3 separate regions of the Homo sapiens genome follow, and all the other regions are linked to region 2. Evidence: chromatin contacts called from ENCODE Hi-C or POLR2A ChIA-PET data. All regions are on one chromosome and are shown on one strand. Each heading gives the region's core, a stretch centred on a gene start or an enhancer-like site at or near the end of the contact. The rest is flanking DNA. Distances are from core to core; before and after follow the strand shown.

Region 1 (3,533 bases), core at 202-2,701, 1.2 Mb before region 2:
TAGCTGGCTGTGGGTGTCTGGATCATGCATCTACCCCCTGAACCAAGGACTATCACTATACCACCCCCCCAACCCCTCCTGCTAGAAGGGCTGGGCCACTGTAGGGATGCTGGATAAACAAGCCAAGCTCTCTGCCTTCCGGGAGTTAAGCGGGGAGTCTAATGTTGCCTGGGTTTGCAGCGGAGTCTGATCTGTACTATAAAGAGGTACAAAGTTCTGAGCGCTGTTTAGGAGCAGCTTTCCATTTGTGTACCGCGCCACATATTACATTTTTACGGATTTCTGCGGAACTCCCGGGGAGGCTTTATATTTTAAGAGAGGAGGTGGTTCTCCCACAAAACGTGGCATCGGTACCTGGTGTCAAGGAGGTTTTTGTTTTCTAGGTAAAAGAAGGGAGAGTTCTAGAAAGGAAAAGAATTTCACATCTGTTTGGGACTGTGGAGATTCTCTAGCCCAACCTCTTAATTTTATGGCCGAGGAAACAAGCTCCAGTGAAGCAACCGGACTTTCCCAAGGTCATAAGCTAGTAAGTGGGAGGGCGGAAACATGTACTCGGGCCCTGGCTCAGGTCAGAGCTTCAGGAATGCTCCCTCCACGCTAGTGTTGATCTGGATGCGTGGGCAACCCGACACCCCGCTCTAGGGCGGCCAAGCCTGCTCAGGCCATCCCTACGACTTGGCAGGTCGCGGTCCCCGGCCCTGCCCTCAGGCGACCTCTGGGTCGCGTGGGAGCAGAAGTGCGGGCTAAGCTCAGCGTCCCTGCCCCGCGACCCTGGGCAGAGTCCCCAGAACAAAAAGACCCGTCCCTCCCTTCCCCTCCCGCCCCGCCACAGCCCCGCACGTGCGGCGCCTCGTGCACCGCCCCGGGCCCCGCCCCCGCCCTCCATTGGCTGTTCCCGCGCCTTCCTCCTCTGCCCCCTCCCCCCGCGACCAGACTCGGCTGCGGCTCCACGTGACCCGCGGGGGGTGGACACGCCGCGCGAGCAGGAGCTCGGATAGGTCGCTTTGGCCGGCCTGGCCGCTCCGAGCTCCGCCCCTCTTCGGTGGCGCGTCGGGAAGGTTGCAAGTCGGGGACAAGAGGGAGAGGCTGCGGTGGTTGGGGAGGGCGGGGGTTATGAAGAGGGCGGTGAAGGGGGAACACTGGTAGGAGGGAAGGGACCGCGCCGAGGAAGGCCCACCACAAAGACTCCAGCAGGCGCCAATCAGGGGACACAGGGGCGGCGGGGCGGGGCCTCCGCGAGGGTCCTCACCTGGCCCCGCACGTGTCTATCTTATCCCGGCTGCCCGACCAATCACGGCCCGAGGATCTGCGCCTGCCCCTCTCGCAGGCTGGACCAATCCAGAGCAACGATCCGGGGAAGCTGGCCTGGCCTCATGAATAATTAATGTGCCAGAGCCGGTCCGCAGGCGGGGTAGCGATGGAAGGAGGCGGGGGCGCCATTGGGCGCCTGCGCAGTAGCTGCCCGTGTCGGCAGCTGCAGCGGGTCGCACGGCTCCGGCCCATCTCGGGGGGCGGGCGGGGGAGGCGAGGTGCGCGAGCCGAGTCCGGGGCACGATGTCCGACGCGGGCGGCGGAAAGAAGCCGCCTGTGGACCCGCAGGCAGGACCCGGTCCGGGGCCGGGGCGCGCAGCTGGGGAAAGGGGCCTGTCGGGGTCCTTCCCCCTGGTCCTGAAGAAGCTGATGGAGAACCCCCCGCGCGAGGCGCGCCTCGGTGAGGGCGGGGGGGTGGTCCGCGCGGGCTGGGGGCGGGGCTTATACAGGGGCGGGGCCTCGTGAGGGCGGGGCCGGGGAGGCAGTGGGTCAGGGAGCAGTGGTCCAGCGGAGGGGGATGGGGCCTGGATGACCAGGAGCCTGGAGGACGAGGCCGGGGGGCTGAGGACAGAGGGTCAGGGGCGGGCTGAGACGGTGGGTCTGGCGGGAGAGGGTGGGGAGAGGTTTTGAGGAGGCGGAAGGGGATCGGGAGCAGTCACTTAAATGACGCTCCAGGGCCCCTCCCCCGGGGCCACCTGCATCGGAGTCACTCGGGATGCCTGTTTAAATTGCTGGTTCCTGCGCCCCACCCAATCTGCGGTCACTGGGACAGGGGTCTTGCATTTTAAGGAGCACCCCACCGCACCCCCATTATTTTCCAAGTACACCAAAGTTTAGGAAGCGCAGGCCTAGGGTAGCGAACTGTCATCGTACGTGGCCTTACCCCTCCCGGAGGGACCTGGCTTCCTCCCTGGGTGTGAGTAGCGCCAGCTACTAGGTCCAACGGGAGCCTTTCTGTTGCGGGGCTTCTGCTGAGCGGGTGGGGGGGGTGTGGGCGAGTAGTGTGAGGCGCCTTGGGAGGGGAGTTTTGGGCCAAGCAGAGAAACGATGAGGGTCAGATGAGTCCACTGAGGCCCTTCGCCTGGTTGGTTGGGGCTGACCCTTAGATTCTGGGGCCACGGCGGCAGGACTGAGCTTCATCTTTTTGCCTAGGCCAGGAACGTCACTGGGGCGTATACGGAAAGCAGGTCTGGCCTTGTTTTTCGCCCTGGGAGATGGGGTGCAGGGAGCAGCAGGAGGGCCGCCTGTGGTGGGGTTGTGGGTGCACTGAGGTATACTTTGAGTGTGAGACCTTTGCATTTCCAAGAGCCATCAGTTATTCAGGGTTTGGGAAAGGGATAGGCCTTCGAGAGTTGTCTGGCCTGGGGAATGGATTTTCCTTTTTAAAATGCCATTTCTCTTCCTTTCCTGGGTGTATGCTGAGGCTCCCATCCCTGTGGCTGTCACTGTTGAGTTATAAATAGCTTCAGCACATCAGGTGAGGCCAGCCTCTCTCCTCCTGCTTTGGGACCTCATGTGCACAAACCCTTTTGTTTGTTTTTGAGACGGTGCTTTGTTCCAAATCTGGGGCTGAGACAAGCTGCAGGGACAGGTGTACACATCTGACAGTTTCTTGTTTGAAATTACCAGGTAATAACCATCCATAACAAGAATTCTACCCGATATTCGTAGAGTGCTCGCAAAGCACGCTGACATCATCTTATTTCATTAACAGTCCTAGAGGGTATTCTCCCCTCTTCCCAGATGAGGAAAATTGAGGCTCAGGGAGGTGAGGGTGCTTCCTCAAGGTCACACAGCTATAACTTTTGACCCTCAGTTTGGTGCTCTTTCTACTGTATCATGCTGGCAGCCACTGTTGCATGACCTGAGTGATGGACTAGTCCTTTATCTCTTACAATTTAAAATTCCACCTTACAAAAACACTGATTTAAAGTATCCTTTATTGCTTAGGCCAGGCAAAACCTGGAACTTATTGTTGCCTGTCTTTCACTATGGCTGCTTTTCTATCTCCTGCCTTCTCCTGCCTCCTTTGATCCCAAATGACCCCACCCGACATGGGTCACAGTCATTTCTGAACAGAGTGAGGAGTCCAGATCTCAAGGGAGGAGAGCAGGAAGGCCATCTGGCCCACCCAGCCCACCAAGGCTTGACTTTCTTACTTCTCAGTTGGTTTTAAACCAAAGCCTGGTATAGAAAGCAGTTGCAGGAATTCAGATTAATTT
Region 2 (3,621 bases), core at 1,116-3,615:
CATGGCACAAACTTTAAAACATACCTTCTGGCCCGGCGCAGTGTCTCATGCTTGTAATCCCAGGACTTTGGGAGGCCGAGCGGGTTCGGCCTGAGGTGAGGAGTTCGAGACCAGCCTGGCCAACATGGTAAAACCCCATCTCTACTAAAAATACAAAAATTAGACAGTCGTGGTGTCGGGCACCTGTAATCCCAGCTACTTGGGAGGCTGAGACAGGAGAATCACTTAAACCCAAGAGGCAGAGGTTGCAGTGTGCCAAGGCTGTGCCACTGCACTCCAGCCTGAGCAATACAGTGAGACTCCCTCTCAAAAAAACAAACAAAAAAAACCCTTCTCACATTTAATCCCGCTCAACCAGGAATCACCATTCCAAGTGAGGAAACTGCCTAGTTCAGAACTCCCCTGGCCAGGGAAACAGAACCCAACAGTGGCAAGTGCCAGGTGTATCCAGCTGCAAGGCCCCTGTTCCTGTGGATCCACACATAACCACCCCCCATTCCTGCAGCCCCACCTACTGCCCAACACAAAACTCTGCACACACTAAAACCAAAAACATAGAGATCAAATAGACTACAGTGCAGTCCACCTGCAGTCAGAAACTGGCGGAGTGACCTCAGAGAGAGAAGAACCTGGGGTGGATCATTCTGTCGTTTCCAAAGGAACCTACAAAACGTGGATGGACTTAGAAGTGGCCAGAGGAGCCAGCACCAGCTTCACATCAGTCACTAGATGGAGATCTGAGAGAGCTTTCACAGTCAGTAGTTGAGGAAACAAATACTAATGTGTGCCCGTTACGAACCACAAGCCAGGTAAGTGCTGGCTGCGAATTATGAGGTGGTGGTGGCAGTTGTAGTTGATACAAGTGTCCAGGATGGGGAAGGAGGTGAGGGATACATTTCAGACATCAAGAGAAAAACCTAACCACAGGCATACGGGTGGTATTAATAAACATCTGCGGAATGGCCGGGCCGGTGGCTCACGCCTGTAATCCCAGCACTTTAGGAGGCCGAGGCGGGAGGATCACCTGAGGTCAGGAGTTCGAAACCAGCCTGACCAACACAGTGAAACTTCCATCTCTACTAAAAATACAAAAATTAGCCGGGCGTGGTGGTGCACACCTGTAGTCCCTGCTACTTGGGAGGCTGAGGCAGGAGAATCGCTGGAACCGGGGAGGCGGAGGTTGCAGTGAGCCGAGATGGCACCACTGCACTCCAGCCTGGGCGACAGAGCAACACCCCGTCTCAAAAAAAACATAAAAATAAAAATAAACATCTGCTGAGAGAACAAATGTCTGAGAAAACAATATCTAACATATTTACATCCTGGCTATTTACAAAGACATTTAAACTTAATGTGTGTTGGGAAACTATTGGGCAAAGTTCTCACTTCTTCATACAGATGAACTCAGCTCACGAAGGCTTGAAATGACTAACAACATTTAAGGGTCTAGGGGAAGTTTGGGAGACATGACTGCAAATCACCTCCATGGCTCCTCAGCCAGCTCAAGCACTTTCTTCTCCCTAAGGAAATAACCAATCTCCTGCCCAACACACCAGTTTTTCAAGCCCATGTAGGAGGCCAACTCAGCCAGCAATTAAATCGCGCTCAGCCCGCCGCTCAGTTCTCCGTGGCCTCGGGCAAGTCACTCTACCACTTCCAGCCTCAAGTTCCCCATCAGTAAAAGGTGGGTAACATGAATAGCTAGCAGACAACAGGACTGTAAAAGATTAAATGAGGCATCGTGTATATGAAAGGGCTCAGAAAACTTAAAACGCCGCACAAAGAGAGGCGAGTGTTAACAGGGGCCGCGTGCAGGGGGATTTGGGCTTGCGCCTCAGCTTCGGCGGTCGGAGCAAGTCACTTCCCCGCTACTAAACTTCGGTTGTCTCAACTCTAAGATGGGTGGAGACCAGGCAGCGCCGAGATCACGGAGCGGGGCCCAAATGCCAGTCCACACAGGCAAGGAGGCTGCGCCGCCGAGACCCCAGGACCCCGGAACGCGGGGGCCCCAGGGGGCAGCCCCTCAGGTCCACGAGGCGGCACCCTGTCCCCGCCGCGGCCCCGTCGGCCTCCCAGGGCCGCCAGAGGGACTGCGCCTCGGCCAGTGGGCGGGCGGTCGGGGCCACGGCGGGGACGGCGGCAGCCGGCCAATGAGGAGCGCGGCTGTGGTCGGGGGCGGGCGCACCCGGTCCTCCGCGTCGCTCCCGGATCGCTACCTCCCCCGCCTCGAGCTCCACTAGGCCGAGGACCCTAAACCCCGAAGAAAGGAAAGGCCTCTCACCGTCCTTTCGCCGCCGCCCCGCGCTTCCTGATGAGTTCGTCCAGGGAGATGTCCGCCATCTTGCTCCGCCGAGCAAGCCGAAAGCAGTCGAGACCCCGCGAGCCCGCCCCTTCGGCCGCTAGGGAGCGACGAACTACTTCCGGCGTCCGCGGACCAACTCTCGCGACAGCCAGCTCAAAGCAGGCAAGAACCGGAAGGGGCGGGGACGTTCCCCGTGAGCCTTCGCGGTGCTGGCTGCTCATCTGCATACGGAAGTTCGGCACATTATGAATTATTTATTTTCCTCGAGGGAAAAAATTAAATGAAAAGCAACAAAATACATTATTAACAAGTGAGACAAACTTCAATGGAACTGGATCATGACCTCAACAGTCAACTACGATAGTCATCATACGCCTAATGAGAATAGAATTCATTACCTAGGAAATAAACTAAAAACGTCCTTATGCCTTAAACTTATGAGTAAGGAAAATAACGATTCGGGGTGACGCCCGAATCCTCACTGCTAATGTGAGACGAATTTTTGAGCGGGTAAAGGTCGCCCTCAAGGTGACCCGCCTACTTTGCGGGATGCCTGGGAGTTGCGATCTGCCCGACCTTATTCACGCCTAAAAAGTAGACTGACTGTGGGGTGGTCGTGTTTTTTGTTTCTTGTTGGTAGGTGGTGAATGCGTTTTTTTCGTTGTTTTCTCCGTTACTCAGGCTGCCAGTTGCTTGGCAGTCTTGTCGCTGGCTGTGGACGCTCTGCACTTCATCACCGTCCCCAGCTGCGCTTTGAGCCGGTCTAAGGTTGCCCACAGTATTGACGTTGGGACCCACGAAACTGGCAATTTCCATGTGTGCGGCCTTACCCAGTTCTCCCAAACTTCTGCGTATAACCGCTTCTCTGTGCTTCAGAAAGATAAGTCCGGCCCCGGCCTCACACAGCAGCTCAGTTCGTGACAGCGTTTAATATGTAAAATGGAGCAAATAATTTATAGGGCGTTGGGAGAGTTAAAGAGACTAATTCATTTACGTGTTAAATACAGGGAATGGCTTTTGCATTGATATAACCCCAGCCTCCAGCATGCGCCAGACCTGACGTAGGTGTTCGGCACATATTTTGTCCAATCACTCTAAAAATACACTCCATGCCCTTAGAACAGGTGGGGTTATGTCCTCTTGGCCATCAGGCATCAGGAGCTCCGTGCAGAAACTGGGTAAGAGGCCAGGAGCGGTGGCTCATGTCTGTAATCTCAGCACTTTGGGAGGCTGAGGCGGGTGGATCACCTGAAGTCAGGAGGTCGAGACCAGCCTGGCCAACACGGAGAAACCCCGTCTCTACTGAAAAAAAAAAAAAG
Region 3 (3,567 bases), core at 40-2,539, 1.2 Mb before region 2:
GACTGGCCTCCACCCGTCCCCAAGCTGAAGCTTGCTGTGCGGGGTTCTGGTTTCTCCTGGGGGAGGGAGAGGGCCTGCCGGCTGTGCCTCCTCTCTGCACCCTCCTTCCCCTCCCAGATTTCTGGTGGTCAAGGGCACAGTTCATCCTCCGGACAGGAGGGGAAGGAGTTTGGGGGTAGGGCCCCACCTCGCAGGCACCTTACCAAGATAAGCAGAATCCACTCACTGGCACTGCTCTAAGGGTACTTTTTTCTGCCCAATTTTCCATTAAAACACTTAAGAGTATAAAGAGCTCAGCCGAAACGGTGAACTCTGGCTCAGTGGCCCAAGGACAATCTCCACTGACCTGTCCCGTCGCCAAAGGGGGTGTCCACCCTCCACCCTTCAGGCTCCACAGAGCCAGAAATAGAGTCTATTAACAATTACCACCCCCCTTCCCTGCACACGGGAAAAGAAGCAGAAAAACAAGGCCTGGATCCCCTTCCTTCCTCGGATTTATTTAACGGTGGGGGGAGTTATGTTTCTTTGGAGAACAAGGAAGATCTAGCGAGTAGCTAGGATATAAAGAACCGGGGGAGGCGGGGAAGGGAGGAAATGCACCCCACCCAGGAGAGGGCCACTCTTGGAACTGGGAGAAAAAGGAGCTCTTGGGCACCCCAGGAGCACAGATGGCGTGAGAAGAGGAGCTGGGGAAAGTGGGGTCTGGAGGGAAGCTGGATGGGGAAAGAAAATGCTGGCCAGGCGGGGAGGGAGCGGCAGCAACGTGGAGAGTCCAGCAAAGCGGGAGTGGGGCGGGGTGGAAGAGGTAGTCCGGCCGGCTGGGTCTCGGGGCGGGCCCCCCGCCCGCACGCCCCCCAACTCACTCACTCGGGTCTCCGCGGCGGCGGGGCGCTCTACCGGCCGCGGGGCGGCTTCTCCCTCCAGGGTGGCCTGAGCGCGGGGCGGAGGTCGCTCTCCTTTCCTTCCCGGGCGTCGCCGGGCCAGGGGACCGAAGTCCTTTTCGTCGTTGAGGGTTGGGGGACGAAGCAGGGGGCTATGGACTATGACTCTCAATAATTTCTTTCAGCTCTTAGGAGGTCGGGCTCGGCAGCGGGGGGCCCGAGGGCGGGCGGGCGGACTAGCGGCGACGACGCGGGGATGGCGGATCGGAGGGTGGTTCGTGTCGCGCAACGGCAGACGGTATGGGCTGTCGCCGGCAGACGGTCCTGCCCTCCTGGCCCCGCGTCGCCCGAGCCACGGCTTGCCTCAGCCAACAACCCGCACCTTCCCGCGCCCCGGCCCGAAGTGAGCAAAGTCAATGAAAAGTTTCACCCTTAGCAACCCTGCGCACGGATCCGGCTTCCCCACCCCTGCGTGATGCGTCCCTCCGCCCTGCAGGGGCGGGGCCAGGGCCCGGCCGGGACTACTTCCCAGCCAGCCCCGCGCCTCAGCTCGCTGGTATCTCGCGGAGCAGCTCCTGTGCCCTTCTGTGCTCGCCGGTCGTGCGTCCGGCTCCCCGTCTTCCCCTCCCTGTCACAGCGCCGCGCCGCACTCCTTTCCTTCATTCCCATACCACTCTGAACTTGTGCGCGTCGTGTGAGGTGTTCTCCCAGGGGCGCTCCGTGAGGGCCGGGGACCACCTGGGGCCGGGTTGCTCACGAGCCGGGCACAGTGCACTCTCCCTTTAGTTGTGTTTGGGGGACGAGTATCGCGGGGGAGGGGAGGGAGTCACCATGCCCGCCGGAAACCCCCCGCTGAGTCGTCCGCCCTGCACCTGCCTCGGAGCCCATGGTTCGGACGTTTGCCCGAGCCGTTTCCCGGGGCCTTCCCTCCAGCTCCGAGCGTCTGGCCGTGTCCGCGGCGATAGCATCGCCCCGTTACGGCCTCTGCGGGAGGGGGAACTGAGGGGACGACGCGGGCTCTGGAAACATTTCGGACCCGTTTCGGGCAGGCATGAGTCTTCCGAGCGCCTTGTGATTCCTCGGGGGGCTCAACGTCGAAAGAAAGGCGAGGGAGACTCTGGGGCCTGGGCCACGCTGTGCGGGAGTAAGAGGAGCCGAGGACGAGGCTGACGGCCGTGAAACTAGCCGAGTGCCACAAAGGACCTTCCCCTCACCGCCTCTGGCGCTCCTTTCCTTGCAGCCTGGAGGGCCGGCTCTGGCTCTGCGCAGGCGCGCGGGCGCAGCCCCTCTCCCAACTCTTGTTTGCTCTTTCTGGCCAGCGACCCCAGTGTGGGGCACGCGGGAGAGCCCCACATTTCTTCTAGTCGCAGTCCCGCCGGCGTGGGGTGGCCCCTGACCGTGCAACGGGCGCAAGGCTCGCACCCACTACGGCCCCTCGGGCGGCGGAGCGAGGCTCCGCGAACCCGGGACTGGGCGCGCCAGGCCCGCGCGCTGAGGCCCCCTCCCCCGGCTCTGGCCACGCGGGCTGCTCTGCCTCTGTGAGTGTGCGGGACACAGAGCCAGGGGGAGGGAGGGCCGTGTTCTGCGGTCACAGGCAGACAGGAGTGCCGGAAGATGCAGTCTGGAGCCCCCGGGGGACTGTGAGTGAGGTCTTCTCCCCGGTCCCTCCTTAGATCTCCCATTTCCCAGTTCTCCCCTCCCGCCCACACCTTTTTTGTCATTCCAGACGGTTCCGGCCCAGCAGCAGCCGCCATCCCCACGTTGGGTGGCGAGATCCGAAAGTTTCCAGCTACGAACAGTTTGCTTTTTTTTTTTCCTTGATCGCTTTTTTTGGCAAGGGCGGAGAGCACCAGTAGCGTGGGGGGTTTAAATGCACTTTCCCTGAATGCAACAGAGAAATGCCGGGCTGGAGGGCAAACTCCACCGGGACAGGGAGGCGGGAGATAGCCTGAGCGCCCCCCCATCCCCCACACTCTGAGCGTCGCAACCCCGGGGGCACCTCCAGGGACTACTTGCCTTGTGCGTCAGCGAGTGACAGCGTCACACACACGCCCCCTCCCGCACATGCCCGCTGCACCCTCCCTTTCCCCCTCCCCTTCCCTTCTCTCTTTTCCCCTAGCTCTTCCCACCAGGCAGAGAGGCTCAGCCGACCCACACGCTCCCAGAGCACTGAAAGCTAAAAATATAGCCGGTGTGTTAGCAACAGCCTTCCCATTGGTCGGGGGAAAGGGAGAAGCGGTGTCTGATTGGGTTTAGGATCCAGCCGCTAAGACTGGGCCCTTGGGAGTGTGCGTTTGCGCCAGCGGGCACGGCAAGGGATGCTGGTATTTGTAGTCATTGATTAAGGCAGCCATGTAAATAGGTGGGTTTACATCCCAGTTCGGCTACCGACTGTGTGATCTTGATTTAATGCAGCAAAACGCTTGACATCACCAAACCTCAGTTTCCCCATCTATAAAATGGAGCTCGTGTCGGGGATTAAATATGATGCTGTATGTAAAGCCTGGCTCAAATCGTTGCTATTCTTAATTTAAAGATTAGTGTTTGGGCCAAATTGCCTCTGCACATCCTGCATATCCTGGGCTGAGTATGGTGTCCACTCTCCAATGTGAAACTTCTGACAATGGTAAAGGTGAAGGTGAGCTGAAGCGAGTTGTCCTACGGCATCTTAGGAGGAACAGCTGGA

What was found. Hi-C counts contacts between places; a loop is a spot of excess contacts on that map. ChIA-PET counts read pairs that join two places held with the same protein, here RNA polymerase II (POLR2A). Pooled maps may share reads with other maps.
Region 1: a pooled map shows a loop between it and region 2 (14-fold over the local background). The contact joins the promoter of TEF here to the promoter of POLDIP3 in region 2. A Hi-C loop is called at or near these places in 6 of 50 pooled maps. POLR2A ChIA-PET finds 5 or more read pairs at or near these places in 2 of 52 experiments (CD4-positive, alpha-beta T cell and activated naive CD8-positive, alpha-beta T cell).
Region 3: a loop to region 2 is called in a map of OCI-LY7, with 10 times the contacts of the local background. The contact joins the promoter of TOB2 here to the promoter of POLDIP3 in region 2. A Hi-C loop is called at or near these places in 2 of 168 maps with a recorded cell type or tissue (CD8-positive, alpha-beta T cell and OCI-LY7), 1 of 37 single-sample maps with no recorded cell type and 9 of 50 pooled maps. POLR2A ChIA-PET finds 5 or more read pairs at or near these places in 3 of 52 experiments (CD4-positive, alpha-beta T cell, PC-9 and activated CD4-positive, alpha-beta T cell).

What each region holds. Positions count from the first base shown.
Region 1 is chr22:41,380,491-41,384,023 of GRCh38, forward strand. It overlaps TEF (TEF transcription factor, PAR bZIP family member), which reads left to right and starts at 1,452. Exons shown (of 4, transcript NM_003216.4): 1 at 1,452-1,711. The coding sequence starts at 1,555. LOC105373042 (a long non-coding RNA gene) reads right to left here and starts at 1,421. Exons shown (of 3, transcript XR_938271.3): 1 at 1,250-1,421. RefSeq lists silencers at 671-1,270, 1,301-2,000 and enhancers at 1,135-1,429, 2,211-2,290.
Region 2 is chr22:42,612,518-42,616,138 of GRCh38, forward strand. It overlaps POLDIP3 (DNA polymerase delta interacting protein 3), which reads right to left and starts at 2,366. Exons shown (of 9, transcript NM_032311.5): 1 at 2,282-2,366. The coding sequence starts at 2,340. It overlaps RNU12 (RNA, U12 small nuclear), which reads left to right and starts at 2,727; the gene lies at 2,727-2,876. LOC124905127 (a long non-coding RNA gene) reads right to left here and starts at 2,262. Exons shown (of 2, transcript XR_007068118.1): 1 at 1-2,262. RefSeq lists enhancers at 586-1,129, 1,674-2,217, 2,218-2,761, 2,254-2,433, 2,514-2,573 and 1 more and silencers at 1,854-2,183, 2,724-2,783.
Region 3 is chr22:41,445,512-41,449,078 of GRCh38, forward strand. TOB2 (transducer of ERBB2, 2) reads right to left here and starts at 1,290. Exons shown (of 2, transcript NM_016272.4): 1 at 868-1,290. It overlaps LOC105373043 (a long non-coding RNA gene), which reads left to right and starts at 1,434. Exons shown (of 2, transcript XR_938274.2): 1 at 1,434-2,521; 2 at 2,608-3,382. RefSeq lists enhancers at 1,060-1,755, 1,502-1,751, 1,756-2,451 and a silencer at 2,322-2,421.